Linked DNA regions of Homo sapiens: region 2 is linked to region 1. A link is a loop called in an ENCODE intact Hi-C map of the cell type or tissue named here. Cell type or tissue: spleen. All regions are shown on one strand. Links, peaks and the distances in the headings refer to the core of each region. The heading gives the core; the rest is flanking DNA. Region 1 has its middle 54 kb from the start of LINC01641. Region 2 overlaps CDC42BPA (CDC42 binding protein kinase alpha).

What was found. Hi-C counts contacts between places; a loop is a spot of excess contacts. Peaks named below come from ENCODE experiments on the same cell type or tissue, not always from the same donor. Only the 100,000 strongest peaks of a DNase experiment are listed, where the experiment ranks them.
Region 2: it touches region 1 in a loop (3-fold over the local background); 16 of 110 quality-filtered maps call a loop at or near these places.

Annotation. Positions count from the first base shown.
Region 1 is chr1:227,443,142-227,451,991 of GRCh38, forward strand. No RefSeq gene overlaps it. Among named protein-coding and RNA genes, the nearest start is that of LINC01641, 54 kb to the left of the region's middle. In spleen, for the core only: a CTCF peak has its summit at 4,764 (motif pointing left); no DNase peak of the experiment used is centred there; H3K27me3 peaks cover 1,607 bases.
Region 2 is chr1:227,111,860-227,120,709 of GRCh38, forward strand. It overlaps CDC42BPA (CDC42 binding protein kinase alpha), which reads right to left. Exons shown (of 37, transcript NM_001394014.1): 12 at 7,945-8,078; 13 at 812-1,054; 14 at 453-563. Among named protein-coding and RNA genes, the nearest start is that of COQ8A, 180 kb to the left of the region's middle. In spleen, for the core only: no CTCF peak of the experiment used is centred there; no DNase peak of the experiment used is centred there.

The sequences.
Region 1 (8,850 bases), core at 3,504-6,003:
TACAAAAAAATTTTAAAAATAAAATAAAACAAGTTGTGTGTTTCTGAGGGATGACATTTCATGGAGGGAGGACGGTTTAAGAAAGACATAGAAGAGAGGTGCAGTGTGGGCATGTGGGGATCTCCAAACAGTTCAATGTCTTGAGCTTTGCATTTTCAAAAACTTGATCTTGTCAGATCTAACCTTGAGCTAACCAAACTTTTGAGGGAAAGTGTATCAACTAGAATGCCAATTCCTCAAGTCATTACTCTGTCAGTGGGCTAGGTGTTCATATGGGCATTGGAATCTGTGTATGTCCAAAAGGATGCTTGAGTGAGCATGACCTTGGGGCAAGTTGCAAAGCTAGTGATCTTGTCATCAACGTAGGATAGCCGGCTGCATCTGTCTTTATCACCATCTTCCCTCTCCCTCTCCCTCAGTCATAAACAAGCTTCCAGGATGCTGCACTCTTTTCCTACTTCCTCAGCTCACACACTCCTCACCCCATTGCAATCTGGATTCTACCCCACCTCTCCCCTGAAGCTGCCCCCACCTAGGTCATAAACGCTCTCTCTGTCGCTAAATACAGGATTCCCCTTAGTCCTTCTTTCTTGATGTGTCTGTAGCTTCTGACCCTAAGATGAGCTCTCTTTCATCCATTTTGACGCTACCACTCCTTCCTGTTTTCCCTCTGATGTCACAGGCCCTCTTGCATCTTCCTTTTACTCTGCCAACCCTACAACTAGTAGTTTCCTCCACTGTTCTCTCTCTCGGTGAGATCATGACTTTAGTTGTCACCTATATAGTCTAAAGATTCCCAAATTACGACCGGTGGCTCTAATGGCTTTTTCAAGAAATTGAGGTAAAATACACACATTATGAAGTTTACCACCTGCTCTGGTTTGAATATTTGTCCCCTCCAAAATTCATGTCAGAATTTATTCCCCAGTATGGCAGTATTGAGAAGCGGGGCCTTTAAGAGGTGATTAGTCTCAGTTATCACTCCAGCTAGGTGGCAATGCCTTGTGATGCCAGGGCAAGGCTATTCAGGAGGCTATACGTGCTCTGAATCAGCATCCAATATATGGTGCTGTTTCTCCGAGGGCCAAAATTCAAGGGTCCAGGAATCAAGGGGTGGAAATAGAAATAGCACCACTTGCCATTACCCCTAGTGACCCACTAGCAAAATTTTTGTTTCCTGTTCCTGCAATTTTATGCTCTGCTGGCCTAGAGGTCTTAGTTCTGGAGGGAGGAATGCTTCCATTAAGAAACACAACAATGATTCAATTGAACTGGAAGCTAAGACTACCACCCAGCCTCTTTGGGCTCTTTATGCCTCTGAGTCAATAGGCCAAGAAGGGAGTTACTGTGTTGGTTGGGGTGACTGATCCAGACTTCCAAAGGGGAAATTGGACCTCCACTCCACAATGGAGGTAAGGAAGAGTATGTCTGGAATATAGGAGGCCTCTTAGGGCATCTCTTAGTATTACCACACCCTGTGATTAAGGTCAACGGAAAACTACAACAGTGCAATCCAGGCAGGACTATGAATGACCCAGATCCTTCAGGTATGAAGTTTTGTGTCACTCCACCAGGTAACAAACCTCGACCAGCTGAAGTGCTTGCTGAAGGCAAATGGAATACAGAATGGGTAGTAGAAGAAGGTAGTGATCAATACCAGCTGTGACCACATGACCAGTTATGGAAATGAGGACTGTAACTGACATGAGTATATCCTCCTCATTTTGTTATATGTTTGTGTATATGTACACATGTTTTAAGCAAATATCTTTGTTTTCTTTCTTCTCTTACTCCCTTATTATGTAACATAAGATGTATTCACTTTATATCGGTATTTAAGTTAATTTTACGTCATAGTGTTTACCTGGAGAACAGTAAACATCACTCAAGAGCTTCATCTCCTCTTCTGGGGAAGGCATTAGTATGAGATAAATATGTCATGTTAGAATTAGGATCTTGTTATTGTTTTTATTTGGGGATTAAGTATGGTTTAAGGAGATGCAATGCATATGGGTGCCACATTGACGAGGAGTGAATTTGTGATGGTAGTTTTATGTGTCAATTAGATGTGCAGATAGGTGATAAAACATTATTTCTGGATGTGTCTGCGAGGGTGTTTCTGGAAGAGATTAGCTCATCAGTAGACTGAGTAAAGAAGGTCTGCGCTCATCCATGTAGGTGGGCATCATCCCTTGAGGTCCTAAATAGAACAGAAGGGTGGAAGGAGGGCAAATTTGCTCTCTCTATTTGAGCTGTGACATCCATATTCTCCTACCCTCGGACATTGGCACTCCTGGTTTTCAGGCCTTTGGACTCAGATTGAACTACACCACCAGTTTCCTGGTTCTCCAGCTTGCAAACAGCAGACTGTGAGACTGATTAGCCTCCTCACATGAGGCAATTTCTATAATTACAAAAAAATATAGGGCTGGGCACAGTGGCTCACACCTGTAATACTGCATTTTGGGAGGCCAAGGTAGGTGGACTGCATGACCCCAGGAGTTCAAGACCAACCTGGACAACATGATGAAACTCCAACTCCACCAAAAAAAAAAAAAAAAAAAAAAGTAGCTGGGCATGGTGGCACATGCCTGTAGTCCCAGCTACTCAGGAGGCTTAGGTTGGGGGATTGCTTGAGCCCAAGAGGTGGAGGTTGCAGTGAGTCGAGATCACACCACTGCACCACTGCACTTCAGCCTGGGTGACAGAGCAAGACCTTGTCTCAATAAATACACACACACGCACACACACAGACTATAAGTTCTGCTTCTTTGGGGAATCCTGACTAATACAACAGGTGAAGAAATACCTCAGGCAATAGAGGCAACAAGCAAAGATGCAGGTGTGTGATACAGAATGATGCATCAGAGAACTGCAGGTTATGCAAGGTGGCTGGAGCACTTGAACTACAAGGCAAGGAGTGGTCAAGGACAAGGCCAGGTAATGTCTGCCAATAGACTCAGAGGATGGACACTATCAGGCAGTCCTGACCAGGAGACCAAAGTATGGATCTATTACACAAGACCAGATAGAGGTGACACATGGAAACCAGGAATCAAAATTAAGGAGGAAATGACTGATAACAGGTAAACGTATTATCCTTCCAGAGTATGTGCGATGGAATGTTTGTTGAAAACATGTTTGTTGAAAAAAAAATTAATCAAATATGTAATATACACTAAAATATGAGCATAAACCTAGATTAATACAGCTATGAAATTAAATTATGGCACTTCAGGTATGAGTCAGGTTGAGGGAGATATACGTGTCGTCAGTGTACTGAAGTTCCTGAAACTGGGAACCACTAGTTCTTCCTACTCTTTAATGAGCAAGAGGCCAGAAAGTAGAAGGAGTAGAAGCAGGAGGGGTGAGGAAGAAAAGAGATTGGGCAATTTACAAACGAAAGAAGATTAATGGACTCACAGTTCCACATGGCTGGGGAGGCCTCACAATCATGAGGGAAGGTGAAAGGCAGGTCTCACATGGTGGCAGACAAGAGAAGAGAGCTTCTGTAGGGAAACTTCCCTTTATAAAACCATCAGATCTCGTGAGACTTATTCACTATGACGAGAATAGCACCGGAAAGATCCACCACCATGATTCACTTATCTTCCACTGGGTCTCTCCCACAACACGTGGGAATTATGGGAGCTACAATTCAAGATGAGATTTGGGTGGGGACACAGCCAAACCATATCACCAACATTAGGTGAGATGACTCTGGATTCTGATTTCCGCTCCTCATGGCAATGTGTCCCCTTACGCGCCCTTCAGCTTTCTGTGTTCCTCACTCGGTCCTTGTTCTCTATTCTTTCATCTGCCCCCAGCCTTCTGTTTGCTCTTTCCTCACTCAGAGAGCTGTATTTCCTTGGTAAATTCCAGTCTTTTTTTTTTTTTTTTTTAGACGGAGTCTCACTTAAGCCCAGGCTGGAGTGCAGTGGTGCGATCTCGGCTCACTGCAACCCGTGACTCCCGGGTTTAAGCTATTCTCTTGCCCCAGCCTCCCGAGTAGCTGGGATTACAGGCGCCCGGCTAATTTTTGTATTTTTAATAAAAAGGAGGTTTCACCATGTTGCCAGGCTGGTCTCAAACTCCTGACCTCAAGTGATCTGCCCACCTCGGCCTCCCAAAGTGTTAGGATTACAGGCGTGAGCCACAGCGCCCAGCCGGTAAATCCCAGTCCTTTACCTACATCCTCCAGAGGTATTTTGAGCCTGTTGCCCCTGGCCTTTCAGAACCGGTCTCCCCCTCCCGGGCCATGCCCGTCTCTTTCTCATATTCTAACCCAGCTTTCCCACGTCTAAACCTATTTTTTGATTACTGGTGAGGCATTCTCTGGGCTCCCCGCAACCTCCCCGGGACTTGACTGGGAAGGGCTCCCTTAGGCTCTCTGTCTCTTTGGTGCCTGGGCTGCAGCCACAGAGCAGGGAGAAAGGCCCCGGTGGCCCTGTCGGCTCCGCGCGGCGCCCTGCGAAAGGCCGGCCATGCGACACGGAAGCTCCTGCAGAACTGTCGCCGTCGAAAAGAAAGAGGCCCTCGCCGCAAAATGACTCAGTCAGTTCAGGCCTCGGCCCCAAGAGAAGTTCCCTGGTCATGTCACACCCTCCACTGAAGCAGTTCCAAAAGGCTGGGGAAAGAGCTGTTTTCTGGGAATTTGGAATGTGGGAAAAATTTCCCCAGGGAGTCAAAGTCGCCCGCGGCAGGAAGCGGGGTTCCGGCCACTGGACGGCTGGTTTTCCTGCTCTGCCACCTCCCGGGGGATGTGAGACCTGCAGGCCTTCTCCCGGGTGGAGGAGAGCAGCTGTTCATGCACCGAGGATGGATTCATTTACTGTGCACCTAGAACAGAGAGGACTAGACAACGTCCCCGACCATAATGAGGCTACACTCGGGACGGGAGGTGTCTGTAACGGGTCGTTGTTGTAAATGCGAAAGAGAGAAGTGTGCAAGTCAGAATCCCGGGAATCCTCGGCCTCCAATCCATTATCAAGTCCTCTCAATTCCAAATCCAGCACGTCCCTTAGATCCATCCACTTCCCTTTCTCCAGGTCCAAACCACTCCTCTGTCTCCTCTCTGAATGCTTTCTCCTCCCTCAATCCATTCTCCACTTAGCAGCCTGCTTAAATCCATTTAGCTTAAATCCCCACCACAGTCCCAGCCCCGCCAGGTCCAGCAGGTCCTTCATCCAGAGCCCTTCTCCCCGACCCTCTCTCACATCAGCACCCAGGTCTTTCCGTACTCCAAACACCACAAGCTCTTCTCGCCTTCGGGACTTTGCTTCTTCACAGCTCCTTCTACCAAGCATACTCTTCCTTATCTCCCCCCTATTCATTTCATTCTATTGACCCTTGGATAGCGGCTCAGCATCAGTTCTTCAGGGAAAGCTTCCCTGACCTGCAGGTAACAGATCCTCCAGTCATCTATTCTAAAACTTCTCATGCTCTTCCCTCATAGCAAACATCACAGTTTAATTACATCTGTGTGCATTAGTTTAATTAATGTCTCCTTCCCCCGAAGCTGTAGATGCAATATCACTAGTACCTAGCATGGTACCTGACATATGGTAGATGCTGAAGAAGTATTTGTGGAATAAATTTGAAAGGACCTGTGGACTTCTTACAAGCAAGAGGAGAACAATCTGGTTTGCTGAGTGGGTGTAGAAGTAAAGTTTCCACCACAGAAGTAGAACAGGACCAGGATTTCCCAGCCACTTTTATGGGATGCTTTAACCACAGTGGCATCTCCTCTTGAGCCTTCCTGGACTGTATCACTAGAAGTCCAACATCTGTTCCATCCTTGGACCCTGGGGGCAAGGGGCTATCACTGCTAGAGGGAGGGGAAGCTAATGGCCCAGTGAGCTGAATGAAGCAGAGAATGGGGAAAGATAGTGGAGGGAGATCATTCAAATCAGAAGGCCATTGGATTGATGACCTCTGAAATCTTGACGCCCCCAGGTACTTTCTCCAGGTTCCTGAGCGGATGATGCTGTCTGTACAATGGGGAAGATCAGACACCTACTTGAGTGTCATACCCTGAGACTCAGCCTGGTTGGATTCGTTCATTCAGTAACCTTTACATTAAAGTTCCTGACCTCTAAGAGGTTATACATGCTCTTGACCCCCAGAGGGCACCCTGGAGACTCTTCTAGCAGCCTGTTGAGCACCATTACTGGTCAGCTTCCAGGGTCAGTGGAACTTGATGTAAAAGCAGCTGGGGTTGTTACCGGTGTTGGGTATCCGAGTTACTGGCGACAAATTCATACAGGTCTGCAGCAACTTCAATTCTTGCCTCCTCAGAAGAAAGAATTTGACTGACGGGCAGAAGGCAGAAGGAGAGACTGAGGCAAGTTTTAGAGCAGGAGTGAAAGTTTATTAAAAAGCTCTAGAGCAAAGGCCAGGAGCAGTGGCTCACGCCTGTAATCCCAGCACTTTGGGAGGCCAAGGTGGGTAGATCGCCTGAGGTCAGGGGTTCGAGACCAGCCTGGCCAACATGGTGAAACCCTGTCTCTACTAAAAATACAAAAATTAGCTGGGCATGGTTGTGGGTGCCTGTAATTCCAGCTACTCAGGAGGCTGAAGCAGGAGAATCGCTTGAACCCGGGAGGCAGAGGTTGCAGTGAGCTGAGATCGTGCCACTGCACTCCAGCCTGGGTGACAGAGGGAGACTCTGGCTCAAAAAAAAAAAAGCTCTAAAGCAGAAACAAAAAGAAGGAAAGTACACTTGGAAGAGGGCCAAGTGGGCAATCTGAAAGACAAGTGTGTGGTTTGACCTTTTGACTTGGGGTTTTATACATTCGCATGCTTCTGGCGTCTTGTGTCCCTTCTCCACTGATTCCTCCCTTGGGGTGGGCTGTCCACAGGCACAGTGGCCTGCTAGCACTTGGGAGGGGAGCATGTACAGTGTGTTTACTGGAGTTGTCTGCATGCTCACTTGAAGCATTCTTCCCTTACCAGTGGAATGTCTCTAGGAGAACATATACCAGTTAAACTCTGCCATTTTGCCTCAGTTCACATGCATGAGCCCACTCGTACAACTCCCGAGATCTTATCGGGAAGCTGCTGATTACCAGCTTCAGGCGTTTCTACATATTGGGAAACTGCCTTTCTCTGGAACCAGCTGCAACCAGTTATTATTTTAGCGAGACAGTGTGACAACTGCCTGATCATCATCTGATGGTCACCTGATATTCCTGGTGGGGTCGATGGGGGAGCTCTCATCTGCCGGGCTCATGCCTGACTAGCTACCTACTGTAACGGGGTCAAAGCCATATGATTATGGAGCAGGCCAGGCAGGATATGTGGGAGAGCTTTCCTGTGTGGTCTCTGCAGCGGTGAGGTGAGCTGATGGAACGTACAGCAACATAGGTACTTGTAGTGGCTATTTTTTTAATTGCTCAGCCTCCATTTCCCTTTTATTGGATACAGCACCCCAATTTCTGATTTGTGGACTTAACCCTCTCTCCTTGTGTGGACTCTTGGTAGGACAGTAAATCAAGGGGCTTTTCCTCATAGCCAAGAGATGGGCACGTGACCTAGGCTGGAGCACTCAGACTGTCTCCTGAGACAGGATCTTGCATCATCAGAAATGAACACTTGGATGACACTTGTCTCCTCAGCAACTCTCAGACAAAATAGTTGGCCAGTTTCTGTTGGTTCCAGTTCTATTTCAAGACTGGCTCTCCAGCCTGTCTCCTCTGTGAGCTACCTGATAACCTTTCAACAAGTTATCCTTTTGTTTGATTAGCTGAAGTTGGTTTCTGTTGCTTGCAACCAAGGAACCATGATAAATTATCATCTGGTTCATAATTTCCATTTCATGAACCTCAGATGGTGAGCAATACTACAAAGACTTGGATAGCAGCTGCTAAAAGAGGAGGTGGCTGGAAGCATCTGAAATGTAGTCCAGAATAGTCCTGGGAGGCTAAACAGGTAAGCACTAATTGGTGAGGATATGGGAAATAGCTGGAAGAATTAAGTGCACCAACTTGCTGAAATTTGCTCTTACCAGTAGGAATGAGCCAGGGATATATAAGCAAGGAATGTAAGAGGTGAAGCATAGAAAATTCATATTCCATGGAAATTTAGGACTGAAGATTGTGCAATGATCCTCAGATTACCCAAGGCACAGATGTCAGAGGTGATGTCACAATACAAGAAAGCAAGTGAGAAAAATGCCCCTTTCTAAAAGGGCTCTCTGACCTCTGCTGCAGCCGGATTCTGAGAAAAATAGGCACCGGGGAGGCCCCTTCCTCTGCTGAAGTCTTCTGTTCTCAACAATGTGAGGCTGGGCTTGGTCAAGATGAGTTGGGATGACTGCAGAGGTGGTGGGTACTTGGTAGTGCTGGAGATGGGAGTCTGAAGTGTGGTGAGAAGTCTGGACATGGCTCGAGGACATGGCTGCCCCTCAATAGGAAGCTGAGGCAGTGGATGACAATGCTAAGCTCTTGACATGTTCCTCCATGAGCAGCTGGTTGGGGAAGAGCTTGTGAGTCACACCTCTTCTGCAGAGGATATGTGTTGGCTGTGTCCATCTTCACCTGAGCAGTCCTGGATCATGCTGGAGGCTTGCTCTGATAGACCGAGGCTTGCTCCACAGCCTCCCCATGTTCTGAATCCATAGTGCTTTGATCTAAAGGCAGAACCCTGCCCTTCCTTTCCCCCAACCTGCCCTCAGAGCTCCAGAAGACTGAGGAGCCCTCCACTGTGGCTGCAGCCTGGTGGCTGGGGTCAGGAAAAATGCGGCTGGCATTTGGCCCATCCTATCCTCTGCAGTCAGCAGGTGGAGGGGAGCCGAGGGTTATGTAGCAGGGGCCAGGATGAGGCATACTACAGGGATCTTAGTTGTAAGCA
Region 2 (8,850 bases), core at 2,113-4,612, 330 kb before region 1:
ACTCCAGAACGGCTCAAGAATTTCCCTTGCAAAGCACCTTCTGCTGAGATGTTTTAGACTATGCCCATTATCATCTTATCCTAACAGACACAAGTGTCTGCAAAGCTACCCCTGAGCTTCTCCTGAGTCATTTATGAGATATATAGAGGGTCTGGATATCTAACCATGACTCCCATGCAGATTACCAGTACATCTTGTGTAGGTCTGCATAAACATTCTAACTCCCTCCTGATAGATTCATATTTCCCACTAAACATAGTCCTCCATTTTCTTCAGCATAATTAAGAAATCTGTATTAGCTTCCTACTGGTAAGAACGAGAATTATGAATAGTAGGTTTGAAGAAAGGCTAGTTTTCACTGCACACCGAATACAGTATACAAGCTAACACTCCTAACAAGCCTAAAGAGAAGAAAATCAATTAAGCTTCATAAATGTGAAGTCAAAAGATACCTTCAGTCCCTCCAATTCATTTTCCAGTTGCTTAGAATAGTGCTCACTCTGTTCACGTAGCTTCCTGTCTTTAGATGCTTCAGCAGCTAGAGCTTCTGTATGAACTTCCAGCTTTAAAACAGAATGAAAAATGCAGATTTCACGGTTATAATTTTTTTCCAAACAAAACATTTATCCCAATGAGAATTTACCTTGTAACAGGAAGATAATTCAAATGTTTAAATCCATATTAAATAATATTAATGAACTATAAAAATAACTTTAGAAATATTTTAAAAATTATATATTATATTACTAGTCTCAAAAAGCAGCTTTAATCACTATCCCATGGGCACTACAAAATTTGCCTGACTACTAACCTCTTTTTTGGCTCTTTCTGTTCTGCGCAGTTCTTGCCTTAAGCTTTCAACTTTTTGCATCACCAGGTCCACCTCTTCTTCCTTATCTCGGACATGGCGAGCAAGTTTCTGTTTTTGGGTGTGCAATTCTGTTAGCCGCTCATTGATCTCCATGAATTCCTGCATGGCCAGTTTCCTCTGACAGTGTGCGTCTTTCAGCTCTTTGGATTGGTTTTTTAATCGCTCACTAGCCTGGACTAGTTCCTACAGTTTTGTAAAAAGAATATAAGTTACCAATTCTGCAACCTAGAGACCAAATTTGGCCATCAGAATAGCTATCATTAAGTCAAGAAGAGCCAAAATTATTCACCTTAGGACAAATTAAAAGAAATAAACTACTTCTGAACAGATATTAACGGCATGGTGTCCTGATATAGTCTCAATTCCTTATGCTAATACAGTAAATGCACAGGAGCTGCTGATTTAACCTTATAGTACCTTAGTTTCCACAAATGAGGAAAAAGTTTAGGAATAAACGATATGATGGTCAAAATAAATATTTGTGAAATTTAATAAATATGTGTGAGGTTGTTTTCATAAAAAACAAGTGTTGCCCTTGACATGGAGGCTACGCCTCAAGCCAGAAGCAAGGAGATAGAAACTAAACCGGAGACTCCCTAATTAAAATGAGAAACTTAGAGGAGAGCTAAAGTGGACTCAGGGCAGTACCACTACCTGCCTCCCAGCAAAAGGAAATGCAAATTTTCTTTGGGGGAAAGAAGTGCAATGAAATCTGAATTTTTCACATATTAAGAACAAACAAGAATGAGCTCACAACCACAGATTCCAAAATACTCAAAGAACAAAGCACCACAATCAAACAACAAAAACAATAAAAATAAACATCAAAGGTATCTTGGTATTAAAATCATTAGATATCAACACAAAATTGCTACATATGAAATATTTCAAGGAATAAAGGATGAAATAATAAAAACAAAAAAATGACAAAAGGCTATTAAAAATGACCAAGCAGATTTATAGAAGAACTGTATGGAACATTTAGAAATAGAAAACATAAGGCCAGGCACAGTTGCTCTCATCTATAATCCCAGCACTTTGGGAGGCTGAGGCAGGAGGATTGCTTGAGCCAAGGAGTTCAAGATCAGCCTAGGCGACATTGTGAGACCTTATCTCTACAAAAAATAACAATGTAAAAAAAAAAAAAAAGGCCAGGTATGGTGGTATGCACCTATAGTCGTAGCTACTAAGGTGGGAAGATGACTTGAGCCTGGGAGGCTGAGGCTGCAGGGAGCTGAGATCACTCCATTGCACTCTAGCTTGGGCAATACAGTGAGACTCCAACTCAAAAAAAAAGAAAAGAAAAGAAGTGAAAAAATATAAATGTTAAAATTAAAGACATGCATCCATCACCACAGGAAGCTCTACATTTATGAATCAAGAAAAAATTTAGAAAACCCAAACCAGAAGTGTTCAAAAAATGACGCTGGGTAATACCAAAGAGAAATAAAAGACCGTAAAGAAATCAGAGGGAAAGAAAGACAAATCACCTATTCCCCATCCTCAAATAAGGCGGGGAGGAGGAAAATTAGACTAAGAACAGACACTGAAGAAGTAACAACAGCAACAGAAACAGGGTAAAATATTTTCAAAGATATGAGAAGATAATTAAAATTATATACCCCAAAAATTACTTTTCAAGTCTGAGGCTTCATATAAACAAAACTGACAGAGCTTACCATAATCAGATCTGCACTAAAGGAACCAGTAAAGCTTTATTTCAGGAAAAAAAAAAAAAAGATTTTAGAGATCTAATGCAAGAGAAATGAAGAGCTAATAAAATGGTTAACATGAATGTGAATGTAAACAAATGTGTATATAAGATTATACTATAAAAATGTTAACTTTGTACAGTAAACAAAAGATAACAGCTAAAATACTGGCCAATAACAACACATAAAGCTGTAAAGAGGTAATACAGCTTGAATAATCCAAAAAATTTGAAATCTGAAATGTTTCAAAATCCAAAACATTTTGAGTGCCAACATGATGTTCAAAGGAAATGCTCACTGGAGCATTTCAGATTTTGGATTTTCAGGTTAGAAATACTCAATTGGTATAATGCAAATATTCCAAAATCCAAATGCTGGTCCCAAGCATTTCAGATAAGGGATACTCAATCTGTAAAATTAAACGTCTTTAAATTGTTTGTGGGAAATAGTTTTAGGATATTTAACTTAAACTTAAACTTGGTTAATACACATGGTAGAAGCCAAGAGTAACCACCAAAAGACTAGAGAGTAAACTAAAATGTCAACAACAACAACAACAAATTTCAGTGAAGAAGAAATGATTTTGCAAACAAAAAGAGTTCTGGAGACTGCTGCACAAGAATGTAAATACACTTAACATTACTTAACTGTGCACTTGAAAATTGTTTAGATGGTAATTTTATGTTATACGTATTTTACCACAGTTAAAAACTTTTGAGAAGGGAAGAAAGGAAATAAAAAGCAGCATGCAAAAATCATGACAAACAGAAAAAAAGATAGTAGAAACACATCCATATACATTAGTAACCAGTTAAAGGCCATCTATTATACTGGATTAAGAAATGAAATCTTGACTTCAGTAGAAAAAGTATTACTAAGGATAAGGAATATCACTACATAATGATAAAATTCAATACACTAAGAAGAAATATTATCCTAAACTTTTGTGCCTTCTATAAGAGAGTCTCAAAATCATTAAAAAGAAACTGTTAGAACTTCAGAGAAAAATTGGTAAACATCACTATAATGAAAAATTTTAATTTCTTAGTCATTAATAGATAAACCAGGTAGGCAAAAAAAAAAAAATAGTGAATATAAAGACGATCTGAAAAGCTTCATACACAGAAGCTTGCTCTCTAAATTGGAACACGAACTATTTTCAAGAACACACATTGAATGTTTTAAAAATGGAACAGGCTACGCCATGAAGCAAGTCTCAGTAGATTTCAAAGAACAGATACCACGTAGAGCAAGTTCTGTAATGACACTGCAACTAAATTAGAAGTCAACAAAAAAAGATAAAACTCCATATATTGAAAATTTTAAAAGATACTTATAAATAACTCATTGGTCCGTGAGAAAAAGCAGGAATGCAATTCAACTCTTTCTATGGACCAGTATAATCTGAATATCAAAAAAAAGAAAAGAGGAAAAAAAAAAACACGTCAATCTCACTTATAAAAAACAGTGAAAACCCTTTTTGAAAATTAGTAAATCAGTTCCAGTGATATATAAAGTAGATATGCATGAAGTCTGGAGCTAAACTCCTTGTGCTGAAAATCTAGCTCCACCACTTTCTATTTCTATGACCTTGAGCAAGTGAACTAACTTCTCTGTGCTTGGTCTCACCATTCATAAAATGAGAATAACACCTAACTCATGGGGCTGTGATGGAGATTAAATAATTTAATATATGTAAAGCATTCACAACAGTGCTATTAGAACAGATATTTGCTACATAAATGTTATCTATACTATCACAGTATTATAAGAAATTTGGGCTTAACCCAGAAATATAACAGTGGCTTAATATTAGAAAAAGTCTACAAACGTAGTTCACCACACCAACTTATTAAAGGACAAGAATCATATAATCATATCAATAGAGCACAGAAGGGCACATTTAATAAAGTCAGTATCCATTCTAAATAAAAGGTATTAACAAAATAGGAATAGAAGGTAACTTCTTTAACCTGATAAAAATTATTTATTAAAAACTTACAGCAAACATTATTAGCGATGAAATATCAGAGGCAGTTTCTTTAAAATCGGGGAACAAGATGGGGATGCCTGCTATTATCATTTCTAGTCAACACTGTACTGAGGTTCTAGCTAATACAGTAAAACAAGAAAAGAAATGAAAGTCTTTTCTGTATGAAATTTTATGGAAGAACATTTTAAAAGAACTTTAAATATATGGAGAGATATCATGTTTACAAATAAAAAGACTTTAGGAATGCAGAGAAACTTTTATGTTTTTGCAGCTGGTCCCTTTTGAACAAATTTTACCGAAACCTGGGCTAAATGAAAGTCTTAAAAAGTAACTTATAACTGATTTAGTAGTGAGAAAACTAAGAGATTTACCTTCTGGAGGTTATGTGTTTACATTTCAAGGTGGGGTGGGAGAGAGTAGGAGCCTGGACCAAGGGGGCTTCCTTTGATGGAGCAGGAGACTCTGGGCTTATATTTCCAGAGGGAATATTTATCTATATTCCAAAGGGTTAGAGAAAGAACCCAAGATCCTTCTCTTTAGATTTCCAAGGAACTCTCTCAGAACAGGAGAAAGCAGGAAGCAGTTGCTTCTTTCCTCTATATAAGCACCTGCATAAATGTTTTCAAGGCTCCTCATTTACAACACAGACTCCTTATGTGTAGGGTTTTATCCTGCCAGCTCTCAGGGTATTTCTCTTGGGGTAAGACTTGGCACAGAAGGGAGCCATGTAGTTATTCTTTGCTGTATGTAAGTAATAACAATCCGTTCTATTCTGGAAATCTGTGTGTATATTCAGAAAAATAGTAATAAATATAGATAGTAAGAACTTAAAGACAATATTGTAATGATGTTAATTCTCCCTAAATTGACCTATAAATTCAGTGCATTTTTTTCCCCCTGAGATAGGGTCTTGCTCTGTTGATCAGGCTGGAGTGCAGTGACATGATCATGGCTCACTGCAGCCTCAATCTACCAGGCTCAAGTGAACCTCCTGCCTCAGCATCCTGAGCAGCTGGGATGACAGGTGTGCACCACCCAGCTAACTTTTTTATTTTTTGTAGAGACTGGGTCTCATTCTGTTGTTGCCTAGGCTGGTCTCAAACTCCTGGACTCAAGTGATCCTCCTGCCTCAGCCTCTCAAAAGTGCCAGGATTACAAGCATAAGTCACCATGCCCAGCTGATTAAATGCAGTTTTAATCAAAATTCCATCTTCACAGTTTTCAAAAAATAGTTGAGATACAGACCTAAAAATTTAAAACTTTAAGATAAAAATTTAGGAGAATTTTTTAAAATCTCAGATTTTTTATACAAGACAGCAAATACACTAACCATAAAAATATTGATAAATCTGGCCACAACAAACCTAAGAACACTTTTTAATAAAAAGATTCCTAAAAGCAAAAAGATAAGCCACTGAGAGATATTTGTAACACATATAACTCACAAAAGATTAGAATGCCCAAATATTTCCAAGAATTCTTATAACCAGTAAGAAAAAAACCCAACAGAAAAATATACAAAAGATATTAAGAAGCATTTCACAAAAGAAATGTAAACGACAATAGACCCATGTGAAGATACTTGACCTCATTACTAATTAGAGAAATGCAAATTAAGACCACAACCAAACATTTTCTAAAACCTAAAATCTCAATTTAGACTAGATTGGCCAAAAGTAATAAATCTGGAAATATGAACACAGAAACTCTACACTACTCGTGGAAATGGAAGTTGGTATGCTAGAAAACAGTTTGGCATTATAAAAAATCAGAATATTTGCTAACTCAATCAAAAAATGGGCAAAGGACCTCAGTGGACATTTCTCTAAGACGACATACAAATGGCCAATAGGTATATGAAAAAGTATTCAACATCACTAGTCATAAGAGAAGTAAACATCAAAACCATAATGAGCTGTCACTTCACATCTATTGGAATGGCTATTTTTTTTAAAAGACAAAGGATAACAAGTGTTGGCAAGGAATGTGGAGAAAAATCATTTTCTACTGCCTATAGGATATTAAGCAAATCACTCAAAGTCCTTTATTGGTATAATCTGTTTCTTTTCGTCAGCACTATCATCTTCTCAAAATATATAAAAAGGATTTTTAATACTAAAACATTAAAAATTGGTGACCACCTGTCACTATAAATCTAGCTATCTGATTTTCATCCTCTTTCCAAAGGGTTAGAGAAAGAATCCAAGATCCTTCTCTTTAGATTTCCAAGGAAATCGCTCAGAAGAGTAGAAAGCAGGAAGCATAACGCCGATTATGTTAACTAAATTTGGCTGAGTAATCCTACCAATAAAAATGGTAAACCATTAATATTACTATAATATTATTAAAGCAAATAGAACACTAACAGTTTTAAATGACAAATATTATTAAATTGGCAATGAATTTAAATGGACCTATACAAAAAAATTGCTTGAAACCTCATTAAGCAGAAAGTAAAAATGTACTGGTCTATTTCAATCTATTCTTTAATAGCGTTCTCTTTTAGTCCTTTTGATTAGTTTCATCAGCTAAAGGTTATTTGTTTTATTTTTAATTCCCTCCATCTCCTTCCTGGCACCAAGACTTTCAAATCTTCCCCAGGAGGACTTCATTCATTCTATATTATCAGTGCATTATATTAATATATTACATCATTGAATACAACTTATGCTATGCCACAAACTACTGATTTCTTGTTTGCAATGGCTAGTATTAGTCCCAACATTTTTCTATTTGTTAATGAAAGTCACGGTGCTTAGCAGCATGTGGTTCAAGAAAAGTGTTTTCTCTAGTGCTTGAATATTATTTACCCTATTGGGCTGTGTTACAGAGGCTTAGCTATCAATAAATTTTTTTGATGTTTAAAATAATGTTTAAATGTTTCACAAAGTTCTTATGAAAATAACTTTAGCTTATTTACCCCTGCTGCTTTGAAAGATAAAAACTGACATTTAAAACAAATCACCAAATAAATTTTAAATTATAATATTTTAAGAATGTTCATATCAGTAAGTTATAATGAAAATATGCCTGTATTTTAAATTTTTTCTATAGATGCTAAACAGTTTCTACTATTTTCTTATTTCTTCATGTTTCTTTTTCAATAACATTCTTTTAATCTAGTCCTTTGACTATTAACTTTCTAAAAGAACAAAAGATTCTGAACTTTCAAGCTTCAACAAAGTTTCTTAATTTCTAGCTACTAACCAAATAACATACACCAAAATAATCCTAAATTTTTAGACCAACTTTTAAGAAGATAAAATATACTATGTATTATTGTAATTCATTATGAATGCTTTCAGTATTCTTATTATACAAGATTCAAAATAGAGAAAAAGCTTTAATGATCTAGTCACATATTTTACCTTATTTAGATCTTCTCTTTCTTGTTGTAACGTTTTGATTTGTTTTTCATAAGCCTTGATTTGTCTAAAAGCATCATCTAGTTCTTGCCTCACAGCATTAGCTTCTTCAAGTTGCTGTTCCAAATGACTTGATTCTAAAAACAAAAGACAATGTTTCTTTTACTATTTGTATAAAAGCAAATGATTGAACCTAAGGTAAAACAACTAAAATTTTTTTTAAAATTGGTATTTTCAATTTAGTGTTAGATCTGACAGTGTATACCAGTATGACTCTTGACAAATTAAATGCATTATCAGTTCACTGTAAAGACGGTGAATGGTGTATGCCAGTGTGAAGATGTGCAACAATGCCTTACATACTCATTAGGAAAAAAAAAAAAAGCATGCTTCCAAAAACAGCACCTTCGGAAAAATTAAAAATTTAAAACTAACAAGCAACAATAAAACCAACCAAAAAAAGGGCAAGTTTTACTGCAGTGTTGGTAAGCATCCTAGTGCTGATGTTAGTCAAATTACCGTGTAAGACGGTTTTGATTCTAACAGGGTGGTTCCAAATCACTCAGTCTAGTTTCACCACTATTTATCTGAAGAATAAACTCTGATTTCTAAAGAGCAAATATCTGAAAAACTCCTGATCTAAATCAATTCTCCTATTTTTCAGATGAAGAAACTCAGGGAGTTGAATAATTTGCCTACAGTCACATTGCAAAATGTGTATCAGAGCTAAGACTAGAGCCCAGGAAATCTTGCACTGACTTTTCCACCTTACAAGATAATGTTATTAAATAATGTTTAACATTCTCAGATAAGAGGGGCTTTTAAGAAACAACATTATTGATTTTAACCTATGCCTCAAAATGTAATAAATTGATAGGAAATGTTCCTGGTATCAAAAGTAAACTAGTA